2 separate regions of the Homo sapiens genome follow, and region 2 is linked to region 1. A link is an interaction called in ENCODE POLR2A ChIA-PET data of the cell type or tissue named here. Cell type or tissue: OCI-LY7. All regions are shown on one strand.

Evidence for each region. ChIA-PET counts read pairs that join two places held together with the same protein. Peaks named below come from ENCODE experiments on the same cell type or tissue, not always from the same donor. Only the 100,000 strongest peaks of a DNase experiment are listed, where the experiment ranks them.
Region 2: POLR2A ChIA-PET joins it to region 1 with 19 read pairs; 2 of 35 experiments call an interaction of 5 or more read pairs at or near these places.

What each region holds. Positions count from the first base shown.
Region 1 is chr2:38,493,352-38,501,351 of GRCh38, reverse strand. LINC02613 (long intergenic non-protein coding RNA 2613) reads left to right here. Exons shown (of 5, transcript NR_110259.1): 2 at 4,874-5,077. Among named protein-coding and RNA genes, the nearest start is that of LINC02613, 18 kb to the left of the region's middle. In OCI-LY7, no CTCF peak of the experiment used is centred here; a DNase peak (open chromatin) is centred at 3,031; H3K4me3 peaks cover 444 bases.
Region 2 is chr2:39,100,123-39,108,122 of GRCh38, reverse strand. All of the region lies in intron 1 of SOS1 (SOS Ras/Rac guanine nucleotide exchange factor 1), which reads left to right. Among named protein-coding and RNA genes, the nearest start is that of SOS1, 17 kb to the left of the region's middle. In OCI-LY7, no CTCF peak of the experiment used is centred here; a DNase peak (open chromatin) is centred at 7,912; H3K4me3 peaks cover 271 bases; H3K27ac peaks cover 771 bases.

The sequences.
Region 1 (8,000 bases):
TGCCTCAGCCTCCCAAGTAGCTGGGATTACAGGTGCATGCCACCACTCCTGGCTAATTTCTGTAGTTTCAGTAGAGACGGGGTTTCACCATATTGGCCAGGCTGGTCTCGAACTCCTGACCTTGTGATCCACCCACCTCAGCCTCCCAAAGTGCTGGGATTACAGTCATGAGCCACTGTGCCCAGCACCTGACCCTGCCTTCTATGCTAGGCTCCTGCTCCCAAGCGTCCTCTGCAGAGGCTCACAAAGACAAGCCTCAGTGCTAGCTCATGATCCCAGCAATCTCCCTGCACGCCACTTCTCCCCACCCTTCTCTGTCCATGTCTTGACCTGTTCCTACCTACTTTTTCCTTGGGTTCTCCTACTCACATTTTGAGTCTTGTTGCTGGCCCCGTCCAGAGGAAGCAGCCTTCCTGACTCTGTACCTGGCATAGCAACCTTAGCTTAATTTTGCCATTTCAGGATTTGAGAACCCCAGGCCCACTCCCCAACTTTTGCACTTACTGTTCTCCCTGCCTAGAACGCACTTCTAGAAGGGACCTCTGAGTTGGCCTGACTCAACTTTCAAAGCAGTGTAGGATTTTTGTACACCAAAGGTAGTTTTGCTTTCTCTATCACATGGATTGTACACAACTGTTTACTTGTTTTCGTCTCTCTTCTTGATCACAAATTCCTTGTGAGCAGGGACCCTGGTTTATTCATCTCGTATCTTCAGCACCTAACATACCACGTGGTTCAATAAATTTTTCTGTTGGACAGAACCCTTCTAGACTGGATCATTATGTCTTCACTCTGACAGCGAGGTGAGCGTGCGTCGGAGGAAGATGTTTTCCTCGCCTGAGTCCTGACAGGCAGTGTACTAATTAGCAACAGGTGAATAGCAGCACGCAACCCACATGCTTCCCTTACATAACACGCAGTCTTCTCCTGCTCCTCGCTGTCTCCAAGCTTTGCACAAGCCCCGGTTGCCTGCTCCTCTGCACCAGAGGTTGCAGGGATCACGCATCTCTTGGCCTCTCTAACAGATACCTGTGCTTGGCCTCACATATCTGGCTCGACAACCTGAGCCAGGCAGCCAGCAGGAAGGAATCGCCTCTGTCCTGGAATGTCTTGGCAGGTCTGGAATCCAGTTAGGGAGAGTGCTAGTTGGAATGTTTGGCTGGGAGGAGCGAGGAGGCTAAGGGATAACTGCATAACTGAGTCTCCAGGGCTCTAAAATCCCATTTTTCCTGGGGTTAGGGAGGAGACTCAGGGTTGAGAAATGCAAGATAATTGAATTTGGAAAGGAAAAGGAGATGGAAAGCATGTGAGCAACCTAGCTGCTGCTGGCGGATCACATGCCGGCCTCTGAGCACTTGTTTCCAAAGGCAAGAGCCAGCTGGTGTAGGTCTTAAGGGTACTTCTCAGTTGCCTCAGACACACAGCTCAGGGGAAGTCAAATGCAGCCGGAGCCCCCCTCCCCACATCTCTGTGTACTGTTTTGCACTCCCCTCAACCTAGAAAAAGAAGGAAGACTGAGTTGATCAAATTACATGCTGGCCCTGCTGTACCTCCTCCTCACCCCCAAGGTTAAAATTGTGGATTCAGTAATATGCATAATAACCCCGGAAACATTGAGTTCTATGGCACAGAAACCTTGTGCATTTCTGCAAAGGCAGTTTAAATACAAAAGCCAAAAATAGACCCATAAATAGCACAAGGGTGAAATATTTAAGACTCTGATAGCTCAATGGGCCTGCCGTTTTGCTAAACAAGTGGTTCTCAAACGAGATCGCAAGAAGGGCTTATTAAAATACAGATTGCTGGCCCTACCCCTACAGATTCTGCTTCTGTAGGTCTGGGCCGGGCAGACCACTGGGTCAGGTTCTGAGATCCCCAGTGATGCTGATGTTGTTGGTCCAGGGAACCTTGCTTTGAGAACTGTCTTTTTTTTTTTTTTTTTTTTTTTTTAAACAGCTAAAGAAACTTATTTAGAGAGAAATACGTAAAACAAATAGACAGAAAAGCTGCTATGTGAAAACCGGGCCTCAGGGCAGTCACAAGCAGAAGCCTGCAGATACTTTACATTGTCCCTTGTGTGGTAGGGTAGGTCACCCTCTCCCAACGGCTTTTCCAAAGGGTACCCTGGGATTCACACCCTTTCCGCTTTGTGGCTCCTACAGTGCCCCTTCCCCACAGTGCCTACTGCATCCAAACTCTTGGTACACAGCTAAGGAAAGGTGAATCTAGGATGCAGTCCACCAAAGACTATGGGATTTAGAGTTTAGAAAGTTCAGCTTGTATAGGCTGGGGCGGGGGTGGCTCACGCCTGTAATCCCAGCACTTTGGGAGGCTGAGGCGGGTGGATCACCTGAGGCCAGGAGTTCGAGACCAGCCTGACCAATATGGTGAAACCCTGTCTCTACTAAAAATACAAAAAAAAAAAAAAAAAAAAAAAATTAGCCAGGCATGGTGGTGTGTGCCTGTAGTCCCAGCTACTTAGGAGGCTGAGACAGGAGAACTGATTGAACCCGGGAGATGGAGGTTGCAGTGAGCCAAAGTCACGCCACTGCACTCCAGCCCGGGCAACAGAATGAAACTCGATCTCAAAAAAAAAAAAAAGAAAAAGAAAGTTCAGCTTGTATCAACCAAAAATATCACCAAGTTATTTCCAAGCCTTTCTAGTTTTCTGTTCCCTTCCATGACCCCAACCCTGTCTTTAAGTCTAGTGACTTTAAAAGCCAATATTTCTCCTTGAGTGATTTCCTCCACTCTTCCCCAAGAACACACATTTCTCTGCGGAAACTGAATTATTGCTTTTGTCCTTAGTTTCCTGGAAGAATCAAGATAATTTTCTGCATGGCCTTCATGTCAACTCTTTTGATTTCACTCCAGTATTTCTCTCTCATAGGCTCTCAATTCTTTCATGGAAACTTCCTGAGTTAAAGTCCGCTACGTCTTCCCCACTCTGAGATTACAGCATCAATTTCATCTCCTCTTGAGAATTCTCATTCCTCGCCCAACCAGCTGCCTTGGCCTACTTTAGACCACTTTGCTGTGAGAGGAAGTCACTCTCTCCCCTGGGGTTAAGCTCTCACTTTCTAGCCATAACCTCACATCTGTCACTCAAGTGCAACCCCTGCCCCACCCCCACTTTCCTCTGGTGGATGAGCATTGTGGTGGAGAGAGGGTGGAGGGATGGGAATAAGTGGGGGTGGAAGATGGGAGAGGTGGAGATTATTTGTTACTGAAACATTCATTTTAGGAAAAATCAGATCCTTGATTTCCTTCCTTTATGCTTAAAAAAAATGCAATTTGGTGTTGTCTTTAATTTGGGGTGAGGTTCCTTAATGGGTCCTGTCTTCATGGTCTCTGAAGGTCTTAATCAGACTGACTGCTGCAGCCCAGCGATCAAATCTTATGACTCCAGGATATTTCAGCGGGAGAACCTTGCACATTGCTTAATGAATGGGCTGTTTTAGTTTTACACTGTTCAAATATTTGCTGAAGGAAAGAGTGAATTATGCTCCATAGGCCTTAGCTTAGCTGGATGGTGGGATTCACAATTACAGTGTCACACCTCACGTAGACTCTACCTCAGAAAACATCTTACATTTAAAAATATTTTTGAGGTTAAAAAAGGCAAAATCTGCAAAACTTTTTTTTTTTTTTTTTTTTTTACCTCCACAAAGAAAACCTCAATGCCTCCTCCCCTCAGCCAAGTATAAAGAGTGTAATTTTCTCCTTGAGGAAAGTGACATAAGTCATCTGACAGGGCCTGCATGATCCGGGTCACTCACTGCAAGTGCTCCGGCAGCATCTTCCTAACACAGAAGCTTCCTGAGATTGCACATTGGCATCCGTTCGTGGTAAGGCTGGAGGATGGAGCTGTGCTATTTCTTACCTTAGGACTTATGAAGCAAGCATCTGTGGAAGCCGGGGTGACAGAGTCCAAGGTTTAGCTTGGGATCTGCTTCAAGGACAAAGACTTTTGTGTCATCTGAGCAAATATTAGGAACTGGTCACTGCTGTGTGCCACTCACAGCTCACATCTGGGTGTTAGGAAATCCAAACCTGCAGCCAAGGCTGTCATTCTGGCTGGGTATGAATGTATCAGCTACAAGAGGCTGCAGCCAAGTGCAGAAATCCAGCCAGCAGCTAACCCAACACAGAAGAGTCACTCTAAGTGCAATGGCCACCCTCTTCCTCTCCTGTTCTCCTGCTCCAGAGGGGAACTTTCTAGGGGTCATCCAGATGATCGTCTCTGGACAGCCTGAATTAGAACCACTGCAGAAACCAAGTGTGCACAGCTGAAACCACCCTCTGCCCCGGCCCTTTACCAAGCAGACTGGTCAGCCCAGCGAGGCCCCCAGCATATGGGGCTCAGTTCTTCAGGCTGCCTCCTTGGAAATGGCAGAGCAAAATCACTGCAGGCTGGGTGCATGCCCTCCCCACCCTGGGGCATGCCAATGGGGTCAGTGACAACTGTTTCCAATTAAGGGCTTTGCTGAGAAGAACAGACTGTGTTCTGGAAATAAAACCCCCTTTAAAAATGTCCACTTCATCCTGGACTCAAGATAGGAAATTTCAATGTTCCTAACCAGAAAACGTAAAGGCAAAGGAAAAGCTGGAGAGTCCCTTTTCTAAACCTTCTTTAGAGATATTTAAAGCAAAAATAATTCTCCATGCCTTCCCGAGGGAGCTCTTTAGGCCCAGGGTTGTTTACTCGACTTCTCTTGCTGATTTGGTGGCATGCGTGGGCTCATGCGCCCCTCTGCAGTAGGGTGTACATCCAGGAAATCGTGGAGTAGGGGTTTTGTCCAGGACACCACAAATGAGGCAATCCAAGTGACCATTTGTGGGACAGGTCATTACGAATGCCTTTCTTTTCTAGGGCAGGAAACTGAAGCTCTTGGGAAGGTGGAAGTTGCACGTGGTCTCACAGTCAACTGTGCCAGAATAGGAGGCCAGGAACCATCTCTGCTGGAGGAAGACCCACCACGCATCCCTTCAAGAATGCCAAGGTCCAGAGCAAGTGCTTCCCTTCTATGGGCACAGGAGGGCTGTGGGAGCCCACAGAATGTGCTTCTGGCCAGAGGTATGTGGCATTCTTTATAATAATGGACATTTGGGAGCATTTACTATGTGCTAGGCACTTCTCTTGACATACATTAACTTAATTAAGAAACCCTATAAAGTAAGTGCTATATTATTGCTATTTTACAGATGAGAAAACTGAGGCCCAGAAAGGCTAAGTAATTTGTCCAAGGTCACTCTTGTAGGAATTGGCAGAGCCATGATCTGAACTCAATCAAGTCTGATTCCAGAGCCAGTGCTGTTAGTTCCATGCTCTCCTGTCTCATGCCCCTCACTCTCTGGGTTTTAAGGACAGTTATTTACTTAGTCCATTGTATGACTGAGTATGTTCATGTACGTGATTCCATTTGATTTCTTTCTACAGCAGCCCTAGGACGTAGGTAGATTGAACAACATTGTCCCTATCAGGCGGTGAGGAAACTAAGACAGAGGTCAAGCATCTTTTTCAAGGTCACCTTATTAGTAATAAACTACTCAGGCTCCTGATTTTGAAGAAATCTTTGCTCCATTGACCCACGTGGAGTTAATCCTATGTGTAGGGTTAGAAACAAGGAGTAATGCTCAACACCCGATTTGCAATCTCAGTTGATTTAAGACCCAGGACTTACCTCCTACACATCATGACCTCCTTGCAAAATAGAATGGAATCATCGCCTCCAGGTGATACTAGGTTGCCAGGACAAGATGGGCCTGACCTTCCTCTGGTGATGGGTGTTGACCATAAGGCCACATGAGAAACTGAGTGCTAGGTCACAGTGCTCCCGGAACTGGCCTATGGGTGTGCCCTGAAGAAGTAGAGCAATGGCAGTCCTTGTTCAGATTACCCTGTCTTCCTGGGTTGCTCCAGCATGTTCTCTGTAAGAACTTCAGTCATCTTCCTGGCATGAGAGAATCTCAGGTCTGGTCACCATCAATAAGGAGGGTCCCCTTTGGATAGAGTGGCTATGGGCCACCTGACTAGTGACTAGCTTCCCTTGGTCCAGTGTATGGATGCTTTTGGCCTGAGCCAGGTTACAAGGCTGATTTCATTCAAGGTGCAGGACACTGTCCAGAACAACTTCACTGAAAGAGCCTCCTGGACCCCTTTGCTCTGAAGGGGGCTGAGGACTTACTGCCAGGCAGTAAGCTATCAGTGGCCTGTTAAACACAAAGATAGAGCTTAGAAGAGGCCTTGGAAATGACATTTTATTTTATTAACAATATAGGCCAAGTTTAAAGCGTCACTGGAACTGTTCACTGCTGAGCTGGAAGCAGAACCAGGCTTCTGACTCCAGGTCCGGCACACTACTGCTGCTCGCAGGAGATGTCTAGATTGCCTAGTCAAACAAGCCTCTTAGATTAAGTACAAAGGGATGTGGAGTCTACTATCCGCTCCGCTGGAAGCTTGCTGAGTACTACCCAATAATTTTTTTTAAAAGCAGGACTTTCTTGGGTATCAACATTTCCATATCTTCTCTCCTTTCCCAAATCCCTGCTCTGTAATTTGAGATGCTTCCCTGATCTCAGACTCAGTGCAGACACAGTACAGAAAGGATGAGAAGGCATGAGGAAACCCCAAACAACAGAGCCAGGAATCTGTCTGCGGAAGGGAGAGATGCTGGAAGGGTCAAGCAGGTGGGGAGGTATCAGATGCCACATGTCTGCAGTGGCGACCCTGCTGCCCAACGCCAACCCTGCTTCTTGGCAGCATCTGCTGGACCATCAGAGGCATGATTCAGCCAGAGGACACATCCGAACCCGTTAGGCATGGAACACCAAGTAAACAGCCCCTAGGAATGTCTCTGACTTGAATTTCAGCTCATTTACTTGGGAGCATCTGTCCTCTCTGGTTGGGGAAAAGAGGAATAGGGGATAGGGAAGGCTCAGCTTACAACACCCTTTGGCTAAAGGAGGCTGCGTGGTCTGGGGGGCAGTGGTTCTTGGGATGTTTGGTGGGGGTACTGCAGGGACAGAGGGTGGGGCAAGGGGAGACTGAGGGGAAGGCTATTCCTGGCACCCCCACATCCCTGGCTCTCAGCTACTCAGCTGCTATCTGCTCCAAACAGTGCAATTCTGCTTGAATTTCGTTTCAAGTGAAGGTTCTGTGACTAGAACTTTCTGAGAAGCATTGAACTCATGGAGATGTGTAGGATGAGAGCAAGCAAGGTTTTGAGCTCATACCTGCCAACAGCTTCTGAGTGACCTTCATCAAAGCTACGCATCCCAAGAGCCAGACTTCGGTCATCTCCACTGCAAGGAAGATTTGCGTGGGCTCTGTCCTGTCTTCCCACACGGGAAGGGGGTCAGGGCAACTGTCTAAGCAGGTGACCCTGCCTTGGAAATGCTTTCATCTTGAGGGCACTCAGACCAGCCCTCCAACCCGCCCCCTCTCCCCTCCTATCCCAGATGAACTCAAAGGTGTGACACTAACTGGAAAGATAAAAAGGATGATTAAAAATCAAGGTATTGGCCAGGTGTGGTGGCTCACGCCTGTAATCTCAGCACTTTTGGGAGGCTGAGGCGGGCAGATCACCTGAGGTCGGGAGTTCGAGACCAGCCTGAGTAACATGGAGAAACCCCGTCTCTGCTAAAAATACAAAATTAGCTGGGCGTGGTGGCGCATGCCTGTAATCCCAGCTACTCGGGAGGCTGAGGCAAGAGAATCACTTGAACCTGGGAGGCGGAGGTTGTGGTGAGCCAAGATCATGCCATTGCACTCCAGCATGGGCAACAAGAGAGAAACTCCATCTCAAAACAAAACAAAAACAAAAACAAAAACAAAAAAAAATCAAGGTACTATTATCACATAAGTTGACAAGGAAGAAGAAAAATGGGAGAGGACAGAGAGGGGGAGGAAGAATTCTGAGTCTTTTAGCCATTGATATTTACTGTCTAGTCAAGCAAGCTGCTTAGATTAAGTAGAAAGGGATGCAGAGAGTTTGAGA
Region 2 (8,000 bases), 610 kb before region 1:
AGTGAGAGGATTCCCAGGTTTCTGACTGAGGTGTCTAAGTGGGGATGGTGATGAAAGGGGGAATATTGGGAGAGGATCACGTTTGGAGGGAGACTAAGGCACCATCAGTATTCTAGAGATTAGAGGGCTGTGAGAGAATTGTGATAGGAGGGATTTACTCTTTGGCAGATATCCAAGCGTGGAAGGCCTGTTTGATGGACTGTCCTTGATAATCACAGGCAGGTATAGCCTCAAGGCTTTGAGGATGGCTCTAAAGTACATTTCAAACACCACCTCCTCCACAAAGCCTTTCTACTACAACTCCATCCCCTGAGTAGAGTGAATCTCTTCATATTCTTAGTACCTACAGAATTTTGGAATAGTCATGTTTAGTATATTTTGTTTTAGCAAATAGGGAAGCAAATACTATATTTTAGAAATAGTTAATGTAAAATGGCTAGGTTTTTTTTTTTTTTTTTTCTTTTTAGTGTGATGCTTCAAGGGGAGCCTTTGTCATTGTATTAGTCCAGGACCTCTTAGAAGCAGATGCCAAGATGGGATTAAGCACATAAGAAATTTGTTAGGTGAAATGCTTGTGAGGGGGGAAAAGGAAGGAGACAGGGAGAGTTGTCAGACTGATGAAAGTCTGACTCCAAGTTAAAAGAGAGGTAAGGAAGGAAGGAACTTTGAGTGAAAGTGTCTTAGACTGTAGTGCAATACTAAGGAAAGTTTGCAAGGCCTCAGAAAGTCTTTGAGTGAAAGGTGCCTGTTGGAAAAATGATGTGTCTCCCGGGAACAGGCCTGCCATGCTCAGTCAGTGACTGGGAGGAGCTAGTGAGAAACTGGCCTCGACACAAACACAGTGATGGATTTGAGTGCAGCTGCTGCAGCACTCAGTCTATTATCCTTCCTGTAGTCAGAGATCTGAGAGGCTCGTTCTCATGATCAATTAGGGTCATCTCTGGCTATGAATTGCCTAATTCGGGATAAAGTACAGTTTTTCCCCATTTCAGGTGGGTAATTTGTTCCCAAAAAACCCCTGTATTTAAAAGAAAAAAAAAAGGATGCCTTAAGGTGAATTCTTAAAAGTCAGAAATTAATTTTCATTGAAATTAATGGTACACAATTTACTTCAGTAGCTAATCATATAAACTTTGCATTCATATTCAATGTTTATGTAATTAAATACTTAATATGCAAAACCACAAACAGAACAGTAAGACAAAAGAAAACAATTCAAGTAACACCCCAAATTTTTACTCTATGAACTGGTGAACCAGGAGTACTTGAGGCAAACCAGCAGTAAGTTCGTGAATAGTCCAACCATGTGGCCACGAAGATGACTCCTTGTTGGTTTTCCTTGCTAGTCTGGGCTACCTCACAGGCAGAAAGGCGCAAACCAGTGAATGAAATTCCTCAGAATGTCAAATTCTGGTAACTTCCTGTTGGAGTTGGGAGTGGAGATATACATGGGAAAATAAGTAATTTAAAGATTTGGTTTTATGGACCCTGAATTACTCAGATGTTTTGTTTTTTTTTTTGTTTTTTTTTTTGAGACGGAGTCTCGCTCTGTCGCCCAGGCTGGAGTGCAGTGGCGGGATCTCGGCTCACTGCAAGCTCCGCCTCCCGGGTTCACGCCATTCTCCTGCCTCAGCCTCCCAAGTAGCTGGGACGACAGGCGCCCGCCACTACGCCCGGCTAATTTTTTTGTATTTTTAGTAGAGACGGGGTTTCACCGTTTTAGCCGGGATGGTCTCGATCTCCTGACCTCGTGATCCGCCCGCCTCGGCCTCCCAAAGTGCTGGGATTACAGGCGTGAGCCACCGCGCCCGGCCACTCAGATGTTATTTAAGAAAGTTTTTTTTTTAAAACTGTAACAGGAAGATTACTTGAGGAACCTTTAATGCTACTTTAATGCTTCATGCTGATTTGTGTGTGTGTGTGTGTGTGTGTGTGTGTACAGTAGCACAGTCTCAGCTCACTGCAGCCTCCACCTTCTAGGCTCAAGTGAACCTCCCACATCAGCCTCCGAAGTAGCTGGGACCACAGGCACGTACCACCATGCGCGGCTAATTTTTTTGTATTTTTTGTTAGAGACAGGGTTTTACCATGTTGCCCAGGCTGGTCTCAAACTCTTGAGCTCAGGAGATTCACCCGCCTGGGCCTCCCAAATTGCTAGGATTACAGGTGTGAGCTATCACGCCTGGACTGATTTTTACTGTTTTGATTTTTCTTTTTCTTTTTGAGACAGAGTCTCACCCTGTCGCCCAGGCTGAAGTGCAATGGTGCGATCTCGGCTCACTGCAACCTCTGCACCCAGAGTTCTAGTGACTCTCCTACCTCAGCCTCCCCAGTAGCTGGGATTACAGGTGCCTGCCACTACACCCAGCTATTTTTTTTTGTATTTTTAGTAGAGACAGGGTTTCGCATGTTGGCCAGGCAGGTCTTGAACTCCTGATTTCAGGTCATCTACCCACCTCGGCCTCCCAAAGTGCTAGGATTACAGTTGTGAGCCAGCAGGCCTGGCCACTGGTTTGATTTTATTTACCAAATTAGTTGAGCACTATTTGTATGGCAAGCATGGATATAAAATTTAAAAATAAAACATAATTGTTGCTTTTATGAAACTTATATGTGGTGTTCAAAAAAAATCTGTAATCTGTCCATATGAGTTAAGCAGCCCAACTGTAAATATGATCAATCCTAGTATGTAGAAAGTAGTTTGGCAGCCAGCCTTGGTGCCTCACAGCTGTAATCCCAGCACTTTAGGATGCTGTACCAGCTTGAGGCCAGGAGTTTGAGACAGCCTGGGCAACATGGTGAGACCCCATCTCTATTTAAAAAAAAAAAAAATAGTTCAGGATTTAAAAAAAAATGAAAAACAAGTCTTGACAGAATTTAAGTTGTTTTTAATTGATACAAACTTTTTGTAGTAAGCTAACTTAAATTTCAGTTGTTCTTTTTTAATGCCTGAAACAATTATTTTCTGTGTACGGCTCAGTAATTTGTAATGGAATGCACTTACTGATAATTAATTCATAGATGTTTTGTTTAAGAGCTTTGCTAGGGCTGATTTCTATAGAACATTTAATAACTTTTTCTTTGATTTTTTTTATTGTGGTGAAATATATTTATACAACATTAAATTTGCCATTTTAACCACTTGAAATGTACAATTGAAGGCCATTAATTACATTCACAATGTTGTGCAACGATTACTACCATCTATTCTTTCCCAATCCCTAGTAACTTCTAATCTACTTTCTGTCTCTACCAATTTACCTCTTCTAGATATTTAATGTAAGTGGAATAATAAAATATTTGTATTTTTGTGTCTGACTACTTTCATTTAGTATAATATTTTCAAGGTTCATCTGTGTTGCAGTATGTACCAGAATTTCATTCCTTTTTAATGCTCAGTAATACTCTATTCAGGTGGACATTTTGCACCTTTTGGCTAAACTGGATACTGCAGTGAACATTGGCATACAATTATTGGTTTAAGTCCCTATTTGCAATTCATCTGGGTATGTTCCTTGGAATGGAATTGCTGGGTTGTTTTTGTAATTCGCTGTGGTTAGCTTCTTCAGGAACTGCCATATTGTTTTTCACAGAACCTGCAATATTTTACATTCCTACCAGCAATGTACACATGTCAATTTCTCTACCTCCTTGCCCACACTTGCTATTTTCTTTCTTTTCTTATCCCATCTTAGTTGGTGTCCTTTTGGTTTGTATTTCTCTAACCAGTAATGATATTAAGCATCTTTTCATGTGCTTATTGGCCATTTGTATGTCTTTATAGAAATGTCTATTCAAATTCATTGCCCCTTTTTAAATTAGTTATTTATTTATTTATTTGAGATGAAGTCTTGCTGTTGTCCCCCAGGCTGGAGTGTGATGGTGTGATCTAGGCTCACTGCAACCTCTGCCTCCTGGGTTCAAGCAATTCTCCTGCCTCGGCCCCATGAGTAGCTGGGATTACAGGCACCTACCACCATGCCTGGCTAATTTTTAGGTTTTTAATAGAGACGGGGTTTCACCATGTTGGCCAGGCTGGTCTAGAACTCCTGACCTCAGGTGATCCACCCCCGCCTCGGCTTTCCAAAGTGCTGGGATTACAGGCGTGAGCCACTGCGCCTGGACCATTGCCCATTTTTTAATTTGGTTGTTTGTGTTTTTGATGTTGAGTTTTAGGAGATCCTTATTATATATTCTTGATATTAGACCTTTATCCAATATATGATTTGCAAATATTTTCTCTCATTTAAACCCAATCAAAAGTTTATCTTTTTAGTTTCTTGATAATGTCCTCTGATGAACGAAAGTTTTTAATTTTGACGAAGTCAGATTTATCTGTTTTTTCTTTCATTGTCTTGTGCTTTTTGTGTCAGATCTTAAGAATTCATTGCCAAATCCAAGGTCATGAGGATTTGCCCCTATGTTTTCTTCTAAGAGATTTATGGTTTTAGCTCTTATATTTAGGTCATTGATATATTTTCAGTTAATTTTTGTGTTTGGTATGAGTTAGGAGTCCAACGTCATTCTTTTGCTTGTGGAAATCCAGTTGTCCCAGCACCATTTGTTGAGCAGGGTCTTATTTCTCCATTGAATGGACTTGGCACAAATCAGTTGGTCATAGATGTATCAGTTTATTTTGGTATGCTCAGTTTTATGCTGTTGGTCTATATGTCTATGCTTTTTCAGTACCATATTATTTTGATTACTGTAGCATTGTAGTAAGTTCTGAAGTCAGAAAGTGTGAGTGTTCCAACTTTTTTTTTTCTTGATTGTTTTGGCTTTTCAGTGTCCCTTGCAGCTCTGTGAATTTGAGGGTCAGCATTTCCGTTTCTGCAAGAAAAGATTTTGGAATTTTGATAGAGATTGCATCGAATCTGTACATTGCTCTAGGTAGTATTGATGTCAACAATATTAAGTCTTCCTACTCAATAACTCAGAATGGCTTTTAATTTATTTTGGTTATTTTAAATTTTCTGCAGCAGCGTATTGTAGTTTTCAGGGTAAAACTCACCTCCTTGGTTAAATCTCTTTCTAGGTACTCTTTTAGATGTTATTGTTCTTTTCAATGTTAAATGGAATTGCATTCCTAATTTCTTTTTCAGATTATTCATTGCATATGCATAGAAACACAACTACTTAAATTTTTTTTTTAAGTTATTTATTTTTTTGAGACAGGGTCTCGCCCTGTCACCCAGACTGGAGTGCAGTGGCGTGATCACAGCTAACTGTAGCCTCAACTTCCTGGGCTCCAGCAATCTTCCCATCTCAGCCTCCTGAGTAGTTGGGACTACAGGTGCATGCCACCACACCACACATCACACTGGCTAATTTTTGTATTTTTGGTAAGACAGGGTTTTGCCTTGTTGGCCAGGATGGTCTTGAACTCCTCTGCTCAAGTGATCCACCAGCCTCAGCCTCCCAAAGTGCTGGGATTATGGGCGTGAGCTACCATGCCCGGCCGCACCAGTCTTTCTTTTCCAGAATCTATATAACCTGATCTTCTGGACTTCAAAATCCTTGTTGTTTCCCCTCACCTATAACCCTTTTAAAACGAAGCGGAATTCTTCTTTTTTTTTTTTTTTTTTTTTTTTTGAGATGGAGTCTTGCTCTGTTGCCCAGGCTGGAGTGCAGTAGTATGATCACGGCTCTCTACAGCCTTGGCCTCCTGGGTTTTAGTGATCCTCCTACCTCAACCTAGTCTAGCTGAGTAGCTAGGACTACAAGTGTGTACCACCACACCCACCTAATTTTTTTTCCCCTTTGGTAAAGATGAACTCTCATTATGTTGCCCACACTGGTCTTGAACTCGTAGGCTCAAGCTATCCTCCTGCCTTAGCCTCCCAAAGTGCTGGGTTTACAGGTATGAGCTACCACACCGGGACAAAGTGGCACTTTTTTTTTTTTTTTTTTTTTTTTTTGAGACAGAGTCTCGCACTGTCACCCGGGCTGGAATGCAATGGCATGATCTCAGCTCACTGCAACCTCTGCCTCCCAGGTTCAAGTGATTCTCCTGCCTCAGCCTCCCGAGTAGCTGGGATTATGGGGCCTGCCACCACGCCTGGCTAATTTTTGCATTTTTAGTAGAGATGGGGTTTCTCCATGTTGGTCAGGCTGGTCTCGAACTCCTGACCTAGTGATCCGCCCACCTCAGCCTCCCAAAGTGCTGGGATTACAGGCATGAGCCACTGAGCCTGGCCTAAAGTAGTACTTTTTAATTAAAAAAAGAATCAAAATGAAACTCAATACATAGGCAGGTCATAAAAAATGATTTTTTCTTTTGCTCAAGCAGTGAGTAGCATTAAGCTGTTCCCTCACCTTCACCTGGTGTTACCTGGAGTACATTTGGGAAGTCCTCAACTTTGAAAACCCTTTTTCCCTATATACTGCTGGTAATTAAAAGCAAAAAATTATTCTGAAGTTTGTCAAGCATTTTATGGAGGAGACATTGCTAGTTTGTTTTCTGTTTTTTTTTAAGTATATTTTAAACATTTCCTTATACTCCTAATATAAATGTTGCTTTGTCAGAAATTTCAACATTTGGAACAAAATTTTTATAGTTTCTAAATAAATATAATTCAAACCAGGTATAGTTAGGATGGGTGCCTATAATGCTGTCAGGATACATATAATGCTATGCATAAAGTTTATTTCTGTATCATCTAGTTGTTCAACAGTTGATCTAGGCATAATAATGAAACTACTTTTGCAGTTTGATATAGTTTGGATATTTGACCCCTCCAAATTTCATGTTGAAATTTGTCCACCTCCAATCTCACGTCTCAGTGTTAGACAGTGGGGGCCTGGTGGGAAGTGTTCGGGGTCATGGGGCAGGTCCCTCATGAATGGGTTGGTACCATCCTTGTCCCAGAGGTAATGTGTGAATTCCTGCTCTATTCGTTCATGTGAGAATTGGTTGTTCAGAAGAGTGTGACACACTTCCCCTCTCTCTTGCCATGTGACACATTTGCTCCCCCTTTGGCTCTGCCATGATTGGAAACCTCCTGAGGTCCTTACCAGAAGCAGATGCTAGCGGCACGCTTCTTGTACAGCCTGCAGAACTGTTAGCCAAGTAAAACTCTTTACTTTATAAATTACCCAGCCTCAGGTATTTCTTTATAGCAATGCAAATAGACTAAAAGACAGTTAAACACATTTTTGTTTTTGTTTTTCTCCATGTCTCCTTGCTGTATTTTATTATTTTTTTGAGACAAGGTCTCACTCTGTTGCCCAAGCTGGAGTGCAGTGGTGCAGTCTCGGCTCACTGCAACCTCCCCCTCCTGGGCTTAAGTGATCCTCCCTCCTCAGCCTCTCAAGTAGCTAGGACTAAAGGTGTGTACCACCACACCCAGCTATTTTTCTTTAAATTTTTTGTAGAGACAGGGTCTCACTGTGTTGCCTAGGCTGGTCTTGAACTCTTAGTCTCAAGGAATCCTCCTGCCTTGGCTTCCCAAACTGCTTGGATCACAGGTATGAGTCACCACGCCTGGCCTGCTCTTTTGTTTCTATATGTTAGACTTTTTGCAGATTTCCATATATAAGCGATGTCATCAGTATTTTCTTTCAGTGTCTGGCTTATTTTACTGAGTGTAATGTCCTCTGGGTTTATTATCCGTGTAGTTGCAAATGGCAGTATCTCATTTTTTAAGGCTGAATGATATTCCATTGTGTGTATCTGTGTGTATCACAATTTCTTTTTTCATTCATCTGTCAGTTGACACATTGTTTCCATAACTTGGCTATTGTGACTAATACTGCAATGAACACAGTAGCACAGATATCTCTACCAGGTGCTGATTTCATTTCCTTTGAGTACATACCCAGCTAGGTCATATGGTAGTTCTATTTTTAAGTTTTTGAGGAACCTCCATTACTGTTTTCCATAATGGCTGTGCCAATTTATATTCCCATCCACAGTCTACAAGGGTTTCCTTTTCTCCACACCCTCACCAACACTTGTTATCTCTTACCAAAAGAGTCATTCTAACAGGTGTGAGATGATA